Linked DNA regions of Homo sapiens: all the other regions are linked to region 1. Evidence: chromatin contacts called from ENCODE Hi-C or POLR2A ChIA-PET data. All regions are on one chromosome and are shown on one strand. Each heading gives the region's core, a stretch centred on a gene start or an enhancer-like site at or near the end of the contact. The rest is flanking DNA. Distances are from core to core; before and after follow the strand shown. Region 1 overlaps IPPK (inositol-pentakisphosphate 2-kinase). Region 2 overlaps IARS1 (isoleucyl-tRNA synthetase 1). Region 3 overlaps IARS1 (isoleucyl-tRNA synthetase 1).

Region 1 (3,931 bases), core at 197-2,696:
CAAATCCCCTCTAGTTGGGCATGTGAACTTTTACTCCTGTTTCCCTGCATGTTGGCATTTTCGTGCCGGGTCCTAGTGAAATCTGCAGCTGACTACAGTTTTCCCCCTGCATGGACACCTTTCTTACTGTGTCTTTGCCTGTAGTTTGGTTCTTTGTGGGAGATGGTTGCTCCCTTCAGTGGCAGGAGATGATCTGGGACTTGGTACCTCCCAAGCTCACTTGGCACCCTGTACAGCACAGGTGCCAAACAACTGTGAGTGGCAAGTGGAGTTTTGTTTCTGCCTCTGTCCCTATGATATAACAGGTCCTTGTCAGTGGCTTTGACCCCTGTCTGTGGCTCTGTGTGGCTGGTTCTGAGCTCGTGCCTGTCGCCAGCCCAGGTCTTACCTGCCTCTCAGTGTGGGCTCATGGCTCTGGACTCTGCAGACAGTGTCCCAGGGTTTTCCTCCTTTAGTGGTCTTGCAGATTTAGGATGTCAGCAGGATCTTAGAAATTCCTTGCCTTGCAGTTGCAATGAGTCGAGATCACGCCACTGCACTCCAGGCTGGGCCACAGAGAGCAAGACTCTGTCTCAAAAAAAAAAAAGAAAAGAAAAAGAAGAAATTTTGTGACCTGACTTAAAATGAGGATTATGTCTAAACTTAGATCATAAAGTGACTTCCAGGGCTGTTGTGGTGGAATCTAAAGGACATTCTGAGAGTTGTGTTGGGAGAGGAGAGCCACGAGGCAGGACATGTGCATTTCTTGCTCCCTCCTTTGTGCTTGGCCTGGTGCATCCAGTGTGGTCCAGGCACGCTGCAGCTCCAGCAGCTCTGTGAGGCGGGAGCGTCATCTCGTCTGTCCTTAGTGCCAGTCCAGGGTGCAGTCCTTGCCTGTGGTGATGCCCGTATGGCGGAGCCCAGGATGAGCCCTGCGGTCTGCGCCGGCCTGTGTCTCCCTCCACGTTCTTTGATAATCAACATGCTCTCGTTTTCCCCTGATGTTCTCGGTAGGAAAAAACACCCCAGAGCGCTCGGGGTTACCGAAGGGCTGTCTTCTGTACAAAACCCTCCAGGTGCAGATGTTGGACCTGCTGGACATCGAAGGCCTCTACCCTCTGTACAACCGGGTTGAGCGATACCTGGAAGAGTTTCCCGAGGAGAGGTGAGGTCGGGCGGTCCCCCTGTTGGGCAGCCCTGAGAGGAGACTGTGGGAGTGGGCAGGGTAAGAATGCGCCTCCCAAGGCACAGCTTCCCAGGAGGATGAAGCATGCCGGCCACTTCCTACCCCAGTCCTCCGCTCCCAGGTGCCCAGGCCTGCTCTGGAATGTAGTGCCTTGTAAAGGAGGAACAGGGTCACTTGTTTCTAGAAAAGAAAGCACGTCTGTGACCTTGCTAATTCGAAACCCCAAGATGGGGCTGAGCCTGCAGAGGGCAGTGTTGCTCCACAGCTGAGCAGCGCTCCTGCAGGTCGTTCTGTGTCAGCCCAGCCTCTGTCCTGGGCTTTCACTGCGGGTCATTGGGGTCCACACCCGCGGTGTCCAGTCGGGGCCAGGATCCTCTTCCTTCCTCGCTGGTCTTCCTTGCATCTCTGACGCAGGATGCTACTTGTCATGAACAGGAGAAGGCTCAGCTTCAAGGCTCGCTGGTTCTGGTCTTGCTGAGTTCTGTTAAAAACCTTGATGTTTAACATGAGGGAGATAGATCTGTTATGTGTTTTTCAAAACAAAATGTGTGATGTTTAGTGGTGCTGGGCTTTGTAGACTGTTAGCAGTTTAAGAAACAACCTCCGTGCGGCTTTGTCATCCTGTTTTTATTGTGCTTTCTTCTTCAGAAAAACCTTACAAATAGATGGGCCTTATGATGAAGCATTTTACCAGAAGCTGCTTGACCTTTCCACTGAGGATGACGGGACAGTGGCCTTCGCGCTAACGAAGGTGGGCAGACCCATCCAAAAACTTGCTGTGTGATCCTTAGCTTCTTAGCACTAATCTGTTTTTTTGTTTTTTGTATTTTTTTTTCCATTACCTACCCCTGAGGTTTAAAGCAGAAAACTTGGGATCAAAAAGAAGTGGCTGAAGTTTCTCCCAGATGAACTGGGGCAGGTGGTGGTGCATTGAGGTTTTAAGGGGAATTTCCCTTGGTTGAGTTCTGCCCTGGCCCGTTCCTGGTGGGGTCAGGCCCCAGGGGCGGCCGATCTGCAACCCATCTGCATGCCTTCTCAGCAGCCCACAACAGGCTCTCTGCCAACTGTCCCTTGCTACAAGGCCCTTGCCAGGGTCCTGGGACCCCACCTGTGCCTCTGCCCTGCCCCTGGCTGTATGCGGGCGGCTTCCTTCCCTTAGAACCGAGGCCAAGGGACAGCCTGCAGGAGTCTCTTAGGGAAGAGGACTGGCCCTGTACTTCCTGGGTCTGTGAAATTCAGGGCTCCATGAGCTTGGATAGGAAAAAAATGGCATCTTCATTTTCACTAAGCTGTACCTGGAATTTAGCATTTCTTTCCATTACGAATGTGGCAATGAGCCTGTGGGTTCATCAGGACCCAGGAGTTTGCCACTAAGAGAATAAAAAAACAGACTTTCCGTCTCACACTGTAACTGCAGACACTTTGAGATGTGGTTTATTCATCACTGCATTAAATGTTACATATTACTACGGAATACATTTGTTTTTAAAAATATTTTGGCTCAGCACTTTGGGAGGCTGAGGTGGGAGAATTACTTAAAACCAAAAGTTGGAAGCCAACCTGGTCAACATAGTGAGACGCCCATCTCTACAAAAGAAAAATTAAAAAATTAGCTGGACGTAGTGGCGTGTGCCTAGAGTCCCAGCCACTTGGGAAGCTGAGGTAGGAGGATGCAGTCAAGGCTGCGGGGAACTGTGATCATACCGCTGTGCTCCAGCCTGGGTGACAGAGCAAGCCCCGTCTCAAAAAAACATTTTTTTTTTTTTTTGGTATTTTACATTTCTGCCACCTGTATTTTATATTACACATTTTAAAATGTTATCCTGGGCCGGGTGTGGTGGCTCACGCCTGTAAACCCAGCACTTTGGGAGGCTGAGGCGGGTGGATTATGAGGTCAGGAGATTGAGACCATCCTGGCTAACATGGTCAAACCCCACCTCTACTGAAAATACAAAAAAATTAAGCAGGCGTGGTGGCAGGCGTCTGTAGTCCCAACTACTTGGGAGGCTGAGGTAGGAGAATCACTTGAACCTGGGAGGCAGAGATTGCAGTGAGCCAAGATTGCACCACTGCATTCTAGCCTGGGCGACAGAGCGAGACTCCATCTCATAAAAAAAAAAAAAAAAGTTATTCTGAGAGAGGCCCATAGGCTTTACTAGGCTGCCAAAGCCTTTACAGGACAATAAGCAGTGAGGAAACCTGTTCTGGAGCGAGCTGGCGCTCCTCCCCACATGTGCATGCACCGCTGCCTGGAGCCCTGGGACCCACTTGCCCTGTCCCGTTGACATGTCTGTGGCTCACATTTGGGAGAGAGCCCTCAGTGCTTTCTTTAACTGGGGCTGCAGCTGTCTGTTTTGAGGAGAACTGAGGATGTCTGGTAAAGCCTCAGGTGAGGCTCTGACGCAAAGGGCCACAGGGATGTTAGCAGAGGCCCAGGGCAGAGTTGTCATCCTGGTGAGGAGAGTTCCAAGTGGAGCCCTGGGGTGAGAAGAAAGCAGTGGCACCTGCCTCGTGCTGTCTGCCAGTTGGGTACGTTGATTTAGGTATAAACAGCAGTGTGGCGGGTTTTTTCCTAAGAGAAGAAACAGGACTTTATTTCCTTTTTATGTATTTCTGTATTTTTCAGTTTTCCACAAAATAAGTATGGATTACTTTTTAATTTTACTTTAATCTTTTAACCTGATATGTAAATGTAGTGTTGTAAGCAGCTAAAGCAGACATTACTTAACTAGCAGAAGGGCTAAAATAAAGACACTGAAACAACAC
Region 2 (3,589 bases), core at 1,082-3,581, 360 kb after region 1:
GACCCATAGATACTCATTTTTCTTATAGTGAACTAAATATATGACATAGGCTCTAGTAAATCTCAGATGTGTAATATCATAGCTTATGATGAGAGTTTAAATTGGCCTAGATTTTCAGTATCAAAGTTTTAACTGTTCATACATTTGCTCCAGCTTTTCTTTTCCTAGGATGCCCCAGGTATCCTCCAGAAACACTTACAATAAGGGTACACAGATGCATCAAGGACATTCATCATGCCAGTGTTCATAGTAGTGAAAATTTGAAAGCAATTTAAGTGTCTGTCAACTTGTTAGAAATAATTCGTACCTCTATAAAATAGCGTCCCATAGAGCTCTTTAAAAGGATGAGAAAAGTCTGTATGTGCTAATACATGGAAGTATGTTGACAGTATATTAAGTGAAAAGCTACAAAATCAGATAGAATATTACCTCAATTAGAAAAATAAAAAGAACTTACACATTTACCTATATGTTTGTTTGTATATACATAGAAAAATATCCGGATCCATAGACACCCAAATGAGAATGTCTGAGAGGGGGTGATATGTGGCACTTAATTTGTGAGCTACTTTGTCAATGTTATTTTTAAACATTGACATGTTTACCTTATGAAGGAAAAAATAAAGATTTACTTAAAATGGATATCTGAGCGATAAATAATAACTACCAACTGCCTAAGTGCATTTGATGTTTTTGTCATTTTCATGTTTGGGAAGCAGTATACCATAGTGTTCTTTGCAGTATTTCTCTGTGAGTACTGGGTACAGTAGAGGCACATGGTACAGGAGCTCCTCAGGACAAAAGTATGCTTGATGCATGTCTTTGGAATCAGCCAAGTTCAGAATATAACCCAAGTCCATGTTTTTCCTTTTTCTCGTAGATGTTGCCAGAGGACGATTACTCATTTTAATGGAAGCCAGATTGTCAGCCCTCTATAAATTGGAGAGTGACTATGAGATCCTTGAAAGGTGAATATTCAAATAGTTGCTCTGTGTTTGTGTGCATGTGTCTGTATGTGTGTCTTTAGTTTTAAAAAGAAATAAACTTTGTTATCCAAAAGCTTGCATTATTCAAATTTAGTTTTAAGTACTAATACTATACTAAGTACTTTGCAGTCACACATTACAGCATGAATGGCTAGGGCTAAGAAGCCAGTAAACCAGAGGGGAGTGGTAGCTTGATGTGGCTGCAGCCTCATATTTGATTTTAATCTAATTGTGAGTTTGCCTTTCTCCTTTTCTAGATTTCCTGGTGCCTATCTTAAAGGCAAGAAGTACAGGCCCCTGTTTGACTATTTCCTGAAGGTAAGCTTAGGGACCGCTACTGTGGGCGCTCTCCACAATCTGATTATTTGATAGCTGGGGTGTTGTGAGAAGTGGAATTGACATTACTTTTATGAGTGTACCTGAATCCAGAAAGTCTGCTTTAGTACCAACAAAATTAAATTGTTTGTGTAGCTTTCTTGTCTTAGAGGATTTTTTTTTTTTTTTTTAAAAACAGGGTTTCCTCTGTCCCCCAGGCTGGAGTGCAGTGGCACAATCACAGCTCACTGCAACCTCGACCTCTTGGGCTCAAGTGATTCCCCTGCCCCATCCCGAGTAGCTGGGACTACTGGCACACAGCACCACACCGGGCTAAGTTTTTAGTTTTTTGTAGAGACAGAATCTCGCTATGCTGCCCAGGCTGGTCTTGAACTCCTGGAATTGCAAGCATGAGCCACTGCACCTGGCTGGGATTTTTTGTTGTTGTTGTTTTTGAGATGGAGTGCAAATATCGTGCAATAGCGCGATCTTGGCTGACTGCAACCTCTGCCCCCCAGGTTCAAGCAATTCTCCTGCCTCAGCCTCCCGAGCAGCTGGGATTACAGGCATGCTGTAATTTTTGTACTTTTTAGTAGAGATGGGGTTTCACCATCTTGGCCAGGCTGGTTTTGAACTCCTGACCTTGTGAGCCACCGTGCCTGGCCAAGCTGGGATTTTTTATTTGAATATTTTTCTCAAATTGTATGAGGAATCATTTTACATTTGATTGGATTTTTAGGTGTATATTTTTATTGCATGTAGTCTACATATCACCCAGGGTATTTATTGAGGTTTTTGTTTGTTTGTTTGTTTTGACAAAGTTAAGATAGTAATCACAGTAAAACATCATGTGGAAAGGTAAACACAATTTTATTTCAAGGAGGTTAATGAGGCAGGTGTTTTAAATCTAGGCACCACGACAGAGCTCATACATTTAGCACCTTAGTTTCTTCAGAGTCATAAAGTTGTTTTATGTGGTTTTATTTTCTGACAGTGGAGAATCCACAGCTACAGTTGCAAACCCTGCTGTCCCCACTCCCACACTCTCTCACCGAAAGAATAGTGTCAAAGAGGAATTTCTCCGTCCTTATTTAAAGGTCTTGAAATGAGATAATGAGCAGACCTGGCCTTATGTGGAAATAATAATCAACTGGACATATCACTTACGTCCCATCCCAGAAAAAAATGTTCGCTGAACCCTCAGTTGTTTCTGTTCCGTGTGGGGAGAGTCTGGTTGATTAAGGAGACCTCTGTGGTTTGGGCCCTATCCATGGTGTGTCTGTTACCTGCCTTTTCACTTTTGTGCCTCTTGAGTGTTTTCCCACATTTCTCGTTGCCTACTTGATAGCCTTCTTCCTCCTCCCACGTTGCTGCCCAGTGGATTTCCATATGTTCTGCCCTCATCCCATTCCTCCCTACAGGCGTTAGTTATTTACCAGCAATTAGGACGTGCCCTCCCCAGTCGGTATGTGGCAGAGCTGCTTCCTGACCACATCCTCCCACATTACTTTAGACATATCCTTTATTCAGTCAAACTGGCTCTTCCCTTTCCTGCTTCCCTGCCTTTCTTTAATTAAGTTTTCCTACTGTCTTAAAAGTCTTTATTTTTTTCTTATGTTGATATCTGCTGAGTTAACTCACCCTTCAGGTCTGAACTCAGATGTCCTCTGAAAGTTTTCTGAAATGCATCTTTGGTTTCTCCCTTGGAAAAATGTCATTACTTCATTCCATTCTCCTATCATATAGCTTAACATACTTTGTTTTATGTTGTATTTTTTTTATTATCTGAAATCTCTTCCACTGGATCAGTGACTCTCACCTTTCTGAATCACAAAACCTATTGAGAACCCAAAAACTCAACCCCCTGAAAGAATGCACATGGATACACTAGACAGGAACTTTAGGTTAAGTAGAGGTCTGTCTGGAATATGCACTTGGTAGGTATTAAGTTGAATAACACCTACTCATTAAATAAGCTTCTTAAACTACCTGAAACCTTCGGTGACTTTAGGCAAGTACTATAAATCGTTTGACCCAGGACGGAATCATCTGATGTTCACTGAAATATACCTGTTGTGAAATATCGAGGGAAGCTGAGTCAGCGGACACTGCCTATGGAGCAGCACTGCTGCTCCTGGTGGTTGGTATCTACTGACCTGGGTGGAAGCAGCCCAGCCATGGCCTGGGTAGGCCCAAAGTAGACCCTGAGAGACAAGATGCAGTGACTTTGTCTATACTGCTTCTAAGTATAGAACATGTAACTAAGTATACATGTAATTCTAAGGACC
Region 3 (3,909 bases), core at 777-3,276, 390 kb after region 1:
GTTGTAAGATCTCGCATGTGGGTTTGGGGATATTGCAGGGGTCCCTCTGTGCTTAGCATACCATGTGCAGGGGAAGGTAGAGCAGCACCTCCATGAAAGGAAGGTCGACCTCCTCAGTCCTTTACCCAGGCGCTTAAGTTAGATGTGTACAGAACTCTACGTGGGAAGACAGTGGCAAGGAGTCGGAGGTATCGTAGCTGGGAAAGAAGGCAGGGAGGAGGTTTCTAAACACTGACAGTGGGCAGTTCTTCCTCATTACAGCAGATGTTAGGGGCCTGAAAAGTTGTCCACCTTACAAAAGTGTCATGTGATGCTTCTGAGTTTCTTGACATGGCTTACATGTTGTAGTGGCCCTGCACTGACTGGAATTTTGAGTTTATCATGCATTTCACTACCTCTGATGCCTTTATGAAGTGAGTCATTTCTTAACTTCTCTGTTTACTCAAAGGTAAATGAGATGATGCCTAATGTACAAGTCTTTTGTAGAGTATATTTTACTCTGCAACATGCTGTGTAACAGAAGCGATAGTGTCATTATTGCTACATCATAATCAGCAACCTTCAGAATAGATGAGATAGAAACATTAACCTTAGCAAAAATATGGCAGTTTAAGTCACAGAAAGTTTTGTGGTCCATTGTAGAATTTGTCTTGAGTCGTTCTGACAAACCTGAAGATCACAGGGGTCATGGTATAGGAAAGTCACTTGGAGTTGACTGCGCTGAGGCCGTTGATCCACTTGTTGTGGCCTGAAAAGCTGTGCTGCTCCAAGGGCTTCATGATTATTGATCTTACTTATTAGAAGAGTTGATATTACTTCTTAGATGGCCAAAAAGCAGAGTCATGTGAGGGACTCTGATAAGAGGTGGTCCCAGGGCATCTCCTGTGAGCAGCACCCTACAAAAAAACAAGAAACAAAAACCTGCACACCTTTCTCCAGAGACAGAGGACTAGCTGATTATGAAGAAGTACCTGAATGATAAACTAGATTAATTTTATTGCTTTTGCTCATTTGTGTGAAAAAATAGTGCTGCATTATAGACTCTCCAGATTTAAATAACATTTTGCTGAGTTGGGAAGAAGTGTTTCTCCTTATTTGATTGTCATGGTGTGCACTGTTCATTCCCACAGGCTTTGGTCCTCTTAGATGTCACTCCTGACCAGTCAATGGTAGATGAAGGAATGGCTCGGGAAGTCATCAATCGCATACAGAAACTTCGCAAAAAGGTTAGTTTGTCAGTTAAGAATAAGCTACTGTTTTGGCTTTTTGTTTGTTTTGGTTGTTTGGAGAAGATAGGAGAGGCAGGTAATATAAACCATAGTGATCAATGCATAACAATCACTAATCCATAGTCCATTTGGAATGTATTCTGCAGAAAAGTCACTCCTCTTCCTCTCCCCACGTGTTCACTCCCAAGTCGTAGCTTTCAGCCAGCCTGTGCCTTTTCCCATCCTTTTTTTTAGCTCCGTTGGGCTTCTACAGAATATCCCCTGTGACTGGAGCAGAAGGTAATCAGAGCTGATAGTGTCTTTGCAGAAGGGCAGAGGTGCAGTCAGCATAGACAGGCTTCTAGCTTAGGGGAGATTCCCGGATTTGGACAGAGTTGGGTAGTTTTTCCTTATTAGAGAGCTGAGGAATATGCAGGGAGCTCATCCTGGAGCGCAGAGGGGCTGCAAAGCCCCTGCTAGTGAGAGAATCAGGAATTTCTTGCCCTGTAGAGGGCAGTGACAGCTAACATACATCTTTCTTCCCAGACGGTTCAAGGTCTGAGGAGGCTGTTCCAGCAGATGAGTGGGTGCTTGTGACCTCTGAATCAGTTCAGAGCTTTGTAAGTGGGTTCTAAGTAATTTCTTGGTTTCAACATTCATGAGGTACTGATTGTTCTAGGAAAAGAAACATGCCCTATCCCCCAAAGAGTGGTGAAAAAGACACAAAGTTAATCATGTACTGAGTGCAGTTAGTCTTACGGATCACCCAGCAGGGAGGGAAGGGTGACTGCCCTTCTGTGATGATTCAGCATGGGATCTGTAGCCCTTGTTCAACAGTACCTTCCTTCAGTTCTGATTAATAGAATGTACTTCCCTTTTAAATTTTTCTGTGTGTGTTTTCAGTGCAATCTGGTTCCAACTGATGAAATCACAGTGTACTATAAAGCAAAGTCTGAAGGAACATATCTGAATAGTGTTATTGAAAGCCACACAGAGTTCATATTTACCACCATAAAGGCTCCCTTGAAACCATATCCAGTTTCTCCATCGGATAAAGTCCTTATTCAAGAAAAAACACAGGTGAGTCCTGAGTTCCACTGAACTACTACTAAAGGGTTTCAGATTAGGTTTGACTTTGTGTACTCACGTGTTGATATTCTGTCCCACAGTAGAGATCGGCACAGCACTCTGTCTTGAAGTATTGCTCTGGACAGTAGTGGGTAGAGTCAGAGAGTGGAAGCTCAGAAAAGATGGAGCAGGGAGGGAAGATGGAACTGTTTTCACAACAGTTCTCTTGAGGAAGGTAGCCAGGAGGGTACATGAGCTTTGCCCGGAAATAAAATGGCCTGTTTTTTCTAAAACTAGAAAAGGCAGTGTGTGGATTCTGGTAATTATCATTAAAAGTAAATAGCAATTGGCTTGAAAAACATTTAACTCTTCTGGTAGTGGGTTCTCCATAAAAGTACAGTACAAAAAAAGAAAGATTACAATAGCATTTCTGTTGTTACATCTAGGAATTTTAGATATACTTATGAAAGTATGATATTAAGGTAGGGAAGATATTGGCTTATAACTTAGAAGTAGATCATTTAGACTGGGCACAGTGGCTCACACCTGTAATCCCAGCACTTTGGGAGGCCAAGGCGAGCAGATCGCTTGAGGTCAAGAGTGCGAGACCAGCCTGGGCTGGTGAAACCCCATCTCTACTAAAAATACGAAAATTAGCTGGGCATGGTGGTACACGCCTGTAATCCCAGCTACTCGGGAGGCTGAGGCAGAAGAATCGCTTGAACACAGGAGGTGGAGGTTGCAGTGAGCCGAGATTGCATCACTGCACTCGATCCTGGGCGACAGAGCAAGACCCTGTCTCAAAAAAAAAAAGTTGATCATTTAAAATATACCTCAGTCACTTGCTTAATCATTTGCTCCGGTCTCATTCTATGAGACAAGTAGGACAAGACAAGGAGGGGCTGATGATGGCTGTTTATTTTTTCAGTGAGGCGAGTTGCAGTGTAGTTTCATTTTGTATTTTGCATATTGTGTAATTATTTGACTTTTTTTAAGTGAGCATATATTTTTAAGAAACCAGGATAAGAAGAGAAGAAAAATGGGATATAAATTGTAGCTTTTGATACTTTGAGTAATGAGATTGAATATGTTATCAATTGTGTACAGCTCTTGTTGTTACTGAGAAGTCACTGTGTTACACGATGGTGTGGCACATTGCAGTCAGGTGCCACAGTTACTCAGTCATACGTTCTCATGTGCTCAGTTGAAGGGATCTGAACTGGAAATTACACTCACCAGAGGATCTTCCCTTCCTGGTCCTGCTTGTGCATATGTCAATCTTAACATTTGTGCAAATGGCAGTGAACAAGGTAAGAGTAAATTCCATGATTTGTGTGACTTTTTTTTAGTTATACTTATGGATGTGAAAAAACAACCAAAAAAACTTATGGATGTTTTTAAGAGAATTGGAATAATTATTTAATCATGTTTAATAGATAACTTTTTCTTCTTGTCATCAAAATGAATTCACTAGGCGAGATGCAGTGGATCATTCCTGAAATCTACCACTTTTGGAAGCCAAGGTGAGAGGATTGCTTGAGGCCAAGAGTTCAAGACTAACCTTGCCAACATAATAAGATCCTGCCTCAATTAAAAAAAAAAAAAGGGCCAGGCATGGTAGCTCACACCTGTA

What was found. Hi-C counts contacts between places; a loop is a spot of excess contacts on that map. ChIA-PET counts read pairs that join two places held with the same protein, here RNA polymerase II (POLR2A). Pooled maps may share reads with other maps.
Region 2: a loop to region 1 is called in a map of PC-9, with 4 times the contacts of the local background. The contact joins two enhancer-like sites. A Hi-C loop is called at or near these places in 1 of 168 maps with a recorded cell type or tissue (PC-9), 1 of 37 single-sample maps with no recorded cell type and 4 of 50 pooled maps. POLR2A ChIA-PET finds 5 or more read pairs at or near these places in 2 of 52 experiments (AG04450 and H1).
Region 3: a pooled map shows a loop between it and region 1 (2.8-fold over the local background). The contact joins two enhancer-like sites. A Hi-C loop is called at or near these places in 2 of 168 maps with a recorded cell type or tissue (endothelial cell of umbilical vein and psoas muscle), 3 of 37 single-sample maps with no recorded cell type and 8 of 50 pooled maps. POLR2A ChIA-PET finds 5 or more read pairs at or near these places in 2 of 52 experiments (A549 and H1).

Annotation. Positions count from the first base shown.
Region 1 is chr9:92,632,371-92,636,301 of GRCh38, reverse strand. It overlaps IPPK (inositol-pentakisphosphate 2-kinase), which reads left to right. Exons shown (of 13, transcript NM_022755.6): 10 at 994-1,144; 11 at 1,814-1,916. Among named protein-coding and RNA genes, the nearest start is that of IPPK, 36 kb to the left of the region's middle. Within about 2 kb of position 1,446, at least 10 of the 41 ENCODE cell types and tissues checked have a DNase peak (open chromatin) inside an H3K27ac peak, as active enhancers do.
Region 2 is chr9:92,275,578-92,279,166 of GRCh38, reverse strand. It overlaps IARS1 (isoleucyl-tRNA synthetase 1), which reads left to right. Exons shown (of 34, transcript NM_002161.6): 8 at 881-968; 9 at 1,244-1,304. Among named protein-coding and RNA genes, the nearest start is that of MIR3651, 15 kb to the left of the region's middle. Within about 2 kb of position 2,331, at least 2 of the 41 ENCODE cell types and tissues checked have a DNase peak (open chromatin) inside an H3K27ac peak, as active enhancers do.
Region 3 is chr9:92,240,533-92,244,441 of GRCh38, reverse strand. It overlaps IARS1 (isoleucyl-tRNA synthetase 1), which reads left to right. Exons shown (of 34, transcript NM_002161.6): 28 at 1,131-1,226; 29 at 2,112-2,288; 30 at 3,481-3,586. Among named protein-coding and RNA genes, the nearest start is that of MIR3651, 50 kb to the left of the region's middle. Within about 2 kb of position 2,026, at least 4 of the 41 ENCODE cell types and tissues checked have a DNase peak (open chromatin) inside an H3K27ac peak, as active enhancers do.